Linked DNA regions of Homo sapiens: region 2 is linked to region 1. A link is a loop called in an ENCODE intact Hi-C map of the cell type or tissue named here. Cell type or tissue: dorsolateral prefrontal cortex. All regions are shown on one strand. Links, peaks and the distances in the headings refer to the core of each region. The heading gives the core; the rest is flanking DNA. Region 1 has its middle 59 kb from the start of CYTH4. Region 2 overlaps ELFN2 (extracellular leucine rich repeat and fibronectin type III domain containing 2).

What was found. Peaks named below come from ENCODE experiments on the same cell type or tissue, not always from the same donor. Only the 100,000 strongest peaks of a DNase experiment are listed, where the experiment ranks them.
Region 2: a loop joins it to region 1, with 2.6 times the contacts of the local background. A loop is called at or near these places in 4 of 110 quality-filtered maps.

What each region holds. Positions count from the first base shown.
Region 1 is chr22:37,339,648-37,342,547 of GRCh38, forward strand. It overlaps a transcript of ELFN2 not described here. Among named protein-coding and RNA genes, the nearest start is that of CYTH4, 59 kb to the left of the region's middle. In dorsolateral prefrontal cortex, for the core only: no CTCF peak of the experiment used is centred there; a DNase peak (open chromatin) is centred at 1,064; H3K27ac peaks cover 2,079 bases.
Region 2 is chr22:37,415,670-37,418,569 of GRCh38, forward strand. ELFN2 (extracellular leucine rich repeat and fibronectin type III domain containing 2) reads right to left here. Exons shown (of 3, transcript NM_052906.5): 2 at 2,100-2,250. Among named protein-coding and RNA genes, the nearest start is that of ELFN2, 10 kb to the right of the region's middle. RefSeq lists an enhancer at 578-1,122. In dorsolateral prefrontal cortex, for the core only: no CTCF peak of the experiment used is centred there; a DNase peak (open chromatin) is centred at 1,372; H3K4me3 peaks cover 1,642 bases; H3K27ac peaks cover 757 bases; H3K27me3 peaks cover 778 bases.

The DNA of each region.
Region 1 (2,900 bases), core at 104-2,603:
AGGGGGCGTGGCGCAGGGCGTGCAAGCTTCTGTTCGGGATCATGCAGAAGCCCCGGAAATGGATGGTGGTCATGGCCACACAGGAATGTGAATGTACCGAATGCCACGGACCTGTATGCTTACAGAGCTAAAATGGTAAATTTCATGTTACGTACATTTTACCGCAATTTAAAACACACACATAAGAGGTGGACCTCCCCTACTGTGCGGGCCTGACTGGGGGGTTACATCAGGGAAAGGCCTGGGGACCTGAGCCCAGAGGAGCTGTGCTGAGCCCCCCGAAGTAGTAGTGGAAGGGCTGCAGAGTTTTGACCTCCTTCTCAGGCCTGGGCCCATTCCTGAGCTCAGGGCAGGGCTGAGAGCAGTTGGAGCCCAAGGACCTGGGGTGGGGCCAGAGGGGTCCTGGGCGCTCAGCTGGCCTCCCCCAACACCCAGCCCCTCGCCTTGTCTGCACCTCCTTCTGCAGCTCAGCAAAACTCTTTCCCTTCCTTTACAGGCTGGCATGGATCATCAGGCCCACCTTCCAGGAGGGGAGACTGAGGCCCCACCAGGCTCAGAAATGCCCCCATAGTCAAATGACCTGGCCCATTCCAAGTGGAGCCTGTGACCCCACCCCACCCTTGAGCTTCTCCCACTGCATTTAAGCCCAGCCCAGCCCGGCACTGGGAGCTGTTCTGGAAACAGGGCACTGTCTGCCCCAAGTTCTGCCCGGAACTGGCCCCCCCCACCTACCCCTAAGTGCCCCCCTTAGTTGGCAAATGCCTCGAGAGTCTCCTTCCTTCCCTTCTCCACCGCAACCATCCTGAGAATATCCTCACAGAGAAGAAAGAGGCAAGGAGATTCCTTAAAAAGCCAAATATCCTGGTGAGAAGCTGCTATTAACCTCCTGGGAAGCTCCAGAGAAGAAATAGCAGGGAGTGGGGAGGCTGCCCGACTCCTGGGCAATGATGGAGAGCCAGGAGGCGGCGTCAGGTGCAGAGAAGAAATAGCAGGGAGCGGGGAGGCTGCCCGACTCCTGGGCAGTGATGGAGAGCCAGGAGGCAGTGTCAGGTGGCGGGTGGGCGGAGAGGCGGCAGCATCCAATGATTCCCATCACACATTCAACGTCTGGCAGCTCCTGCTGAGTGAGCACCTGCTGAATGCTCAGGGGCCTCTGCAGGCGCGGCAAACCTTGAGGGCAGAGCCGGTGGTGCCAACTCCATGATACAGATGAGAAAAGTGAGGCCCAGGCGAGGCAATGGGCACGTGGACGTAACCAAGGTCACACAGCTCAGGAAGGCCGGGACTGCAGCTTTGAAACCACATCTGTCTGAAGCCGAAGTCTAGGAGAGAAATAGACAGATGGAGGGCAGCAGGGCAGAGATTGGACTGAGAGAGATAGAGAGAGGGAGGGAGAAGGGGAGGGATAAAGAGGGATGGAGAGAAAGAGGGAGAGACAGCAAGTGAGCCAGACCATGAGGGGCACCCACCGACCTCACCAGCAGCCAGGGGGCAGGGGTCACCATGGAAATTGTGTGCTTAGTGGTGATGTGGCAGCATGGGAGGGGAGGTGCAGTCTTGACTGGGTCGGGTGGGCCTCTGAGGCTCGCATGGCAGGGGCGTAGGGCAGGAGCTGAAGGGGTTCAGTCCCTCCCACTTTACTGCTGTCCCCTCTGGAGTCCTGCTGCTCCACCACTGTGGCCAGCCATCCTCTCCCCTTGCCTATCTCAGGCCCTCCTGTGCAGCTGTGGAGGACGGAGCTAGGTGGGCTGTACCTGCCTTTCCTCTCCAGCTCTGGGCCAAGCCCACTGTGCTCACCCGCCTGGGTCTAGAGGAGGGAAGGTCTAAAGCACTGGGTCCTTGTCCCTGCTCTGTCACTGGTGTGCTGTGCGGCCCTGGGCAAGCCACTTTCCCTCACTGGGCCATATTTCCAACGTGGTTGAAGGTTTCCCGGATGGTTCTATTTCTGGGATTTTCACACTGTCTGAGAACAGCCCCATCTCAGAGAAATCTCTTGGGTGCTATTTGGAGAGGACTCATTCTAGAGTCCAAATCCTCAAAGCCTGACTCCCATCCCTTCGTTAAGCACCTGCCATGTACCAAGCACTGGTTCAGAAGCCAGAAATACTGGTTTCGTTGGTGAACTCAAACCCCTGACAATTCTGAACCTTGGTTTCCTCATCTGCAAAATGGGTCAGTGAGGACAGAGCCCCTCCTCAGAATGAGGAAGAGGCACAAATGAGATAATTTAGGGGAATTCTCCCCACAGGCAGGTCGCTACCAGGATCCTCCTCCTGCTGGGGCCCTCTGGTCAGACAGACCTGGGTTCCAAGCCTGGCTCACCCACTCATCACTTGCACTGCCCTGTAGGAGCCCTGACCCTGACATTAGACAGGCACAGGGGTGGCCTGCCATCTGTGTTAGTCACCCCAACCTGTCCCCTTGCCTCCCAACAACCGCCACACCTCCATGCATTCTTTACACCCCTCCCCAAAGACCGGATGAGGACTTGGGTCCCTGGAGACCGAGCAAGTCTTCCCCTGAAGACTTGAAGAGGCACGGAGAAGCGGAGTGAAGCAGAGCTTTCCACATATCCATCCCCTGCTCAAAAACCTTCCATGGCTCCCTATTGTCCTGCAAATGATCCAGCTCCTCCCCAGCATTTCAGCCCTCCAGAATAGGCCCGTCTGCCCCTTTCTCCCATTATTGCCCTTTCTCTAGCCTCCCTCTAGCAGCACCTGTTCCCCAGTGTCTCCTGCCCACCCCCTGTCCTCTTGCAGAGGAGGGGGAGAAGGAGGGCCATTCCAGGCAGAGGGATCATCCTGTGCAAAAGCTCCACGATGCAATGGGAGGAGTGGGGTGCAGTGGGGCCCTCCCCCGAGGTGCAGCCCGGTCCTGTGCTCTGCTGAGCGAAGTCCTCC
Region 2 (2,900 bases), core at 232-2,731, 76 kb after region 1:
TAATGATGGTGGGCCAGGCGCGGTGGCTCACGCCTGTAATCCCAGCACTTTGGGAGGCTGAGGCGGGTGGATCACAAGGTCAGGAGATCAAAACCATCCTGGCTAACACCGTGAAACTCCATCTCTACTAAAAATACAAAAAATTAGCCAGGCGTGGTGGCACGCGCCTATAGTCCCAGCTACTCAAGGAGGCTGAAGCAGGAGAATCGCTTGAACCCGGGAGACGGAGGTTGCAGTGAGCAGAGATAGTGCCACTGCACTCCAGCCTGGGTGACAGAGCGAGACTCCGTCTCAAAAAAAAATAATAATAATGATGATGGTGGTGGTGGTTCCCAGTCACTGAGAGTCTATTACATACCAGGAGCCATCACATCCATGAGCCCAAATAACAGCCACCCTGGGAGGCATGTGCCTCATCTCCATTTTACAGAGGGGGAAACTGAGGCCAGAGGTCCTCCACCGTAAAAACCAGAGCCAGGTTGCAAACCCAGAACTCGCTGCTCTCCTGTGCAGCTTCCTGTTTTTAGTAATTGAATGAAATGCTGCTTCAGGAGAACCCCTGGGGACTGGGGGGAGAGAGAGGACTCAACGGTGTCAGAGAGACAGGCTCCCCCAGGGAAGGAGTTAGGCCTGCTGAGTCCGGCACTCAGGGAGGGAGATGCTCCCCAGAACGTGCCTGCTGGGTGACCTTGGGCAAGTCACTTCCCGTCTGATTCCTCAAAGGCAGGTACCAATGCTGGTCCCCCAGAGAACGGCACTGGGTCAACAGGTCCTCAGCAAACATGACGGATGGGGACAAAGTCACTTGGGGGCAAGAAAGGAGCATGTGCCCAGATGAGAGACTTATGAGATCAGAGGCCCTGGGGAGCGAGAGGGCTCAAGGAGGCAGAGGTGGGAAGATCATGACCACAGAAGTGGGAGGGAAGGGCTGGGTGGAGGCACTGGGAGGAAGCAAGCGCTGGTGCAGCAGGGTCTCCGGTCTGTCCACAGGGGCAGGCAGGATAAGTGCAGACCCGCCCACTGTGCCTCACTCCCCAGCCCTCCACCACCAAGAACCCCCACTTCAGCCTGTGACAGCAACACCAAGTCCCCTGCAGCAGCCCTTCCCCCACCACACCTCCTCCGTCCTCCGGGGCGCACCCACCACCCTGCACAAGCCCCCTTCAGGGCACCCATCACTACCCCTTTCCTGGGGACCTCCAACACCTGGACAGCCACAGCCCCTCCACGTGGGGACCACCGCACCTTGGAGATAGCATCTCCCTATCCTTAGCAACCACCAACACTGTGCGCAGCCAGCCAGCCTCCTTTCTCTGTCTCCTCCTCTCTCCACGGAGACCACAATGCCACAGAGGCGGCTCCCTCACCACGGCAACCACCGTCACTCAGCGCCGCCTGGACAACAGCTCCCTCCACGTGGCCGCCACCAACACAGCCTCGGTGACAGCCCCAGCCTCTCCTCTCCTCTCCTCTCCAGGGCAGCCACCAGCCCCAGCCAGGACGGAGCAGCTCCTTCTGCCTGCCTGTCTGCCTGTTTGCGGCCTCCTAGTGCCAGACGGCTCTCCCTGTGCCTCCAAAATTCAATGACATAGGATCAGGCCCCATATCAATTCTGCTGGCGTTTTCCCCTGCTCCCGGCTCACTTCCAGCCTCTCTCTCTACAATGGACAGACCCCCACCTGAGCGAGACCCCCACCATGTTGTCCCAGGCCTTCCCCTGGAAGCTGGCTCTCCACCCCCAGCAGGTGCACAGATGCCCCCTGACCTGCTGGAGTGCAGACTAAGCCTGCCTCAGCCTCTCTGCCGGGTGATGGGGCAGGAGCTGGGGTCCTTGAGCCAACAGGGGCTTCCTGCCCACCCTCCCCAGTGGGCTTGTCTTAGCCCCCAACAGGCCTGCCGCTCTGCAGGCCGCCTCATAGGCCCTGTGGAAGGAAAGCTGGGTGGGAGGGGTGCCCACGGCTGGGGGCAGGGGCCAGGCCCACAAGAAGGAACACACAGAAGCCTGAGGCTGGGCCACATCACAGGTTTGCAAGGCCGGGTCATGTGAGCTATGCTCACAGACAGCGACACACACACAGGCAAAAGGACCCTGTCCTTACCAGATGTCTGCAGCAGAGGAGGCCCCTCCGGCACTGTCCCCAACCTGGGTCTCAGAAAGGTTCCCCAGGCAGCAGCGGCAGCAGTAGCAATGAGATCTCAGGTCCTGGCCCAGCCCGGGTGGCAGCAGCTCCTCACCCAAGTCCTCTCCTTCTGCAGGGAGGCGAGGGGGAGAGAGGGGAGGGAGGGAGAGAAGGGGAGGAGAGGGAGGGGGGACAGCAGGAGGGAGGGAGGAGGGAAAAATGCTGAAGTCTTGAAGGGTACACTCACTTCTTTCTTGGGTTTCCCATGGCAACCGAATATACCACAAATGAATATCAGGGTGAGACAGAGAGGAGGTAAAGGGAGAGGAGGAATGGAGGGAGATGGAAGAGAGATGGAGAAAGACAGAGATAGAGAGATGGGGGAGACAGGGCAGGGAGAGATGGAGAGATGCAGAGAGAGATGGAGGCAGAGATGTGAAGGCACTGAGATGGAGAGATGGGGCAGGGAGAGGAGAAGAGATGGAGGTAGAGACAGAAGGATGATGAGGCAGGAGAGATGGAGGGCTGAGGCTTCCAATCGTAACCCATGGGGCTCAGGGGCCAGGGAAGAGGCCAGGGGCCACAGGGCTTCTTTCAAGCCCCTGGGCAGGAGGAGCAGGCACAGATGAGTGAGCTTTCTGGGAACCAAGGGGCCCCCACTCCCACCCCTTCACCTTGTCCCACACTCCCTACTGGGCTCCACAGCCTGGAGGTGTCTCCCCAGTCACACCCCAGTCACAGCCATGGTCACACATGTCACACCCACGTGTGTGTGCACAC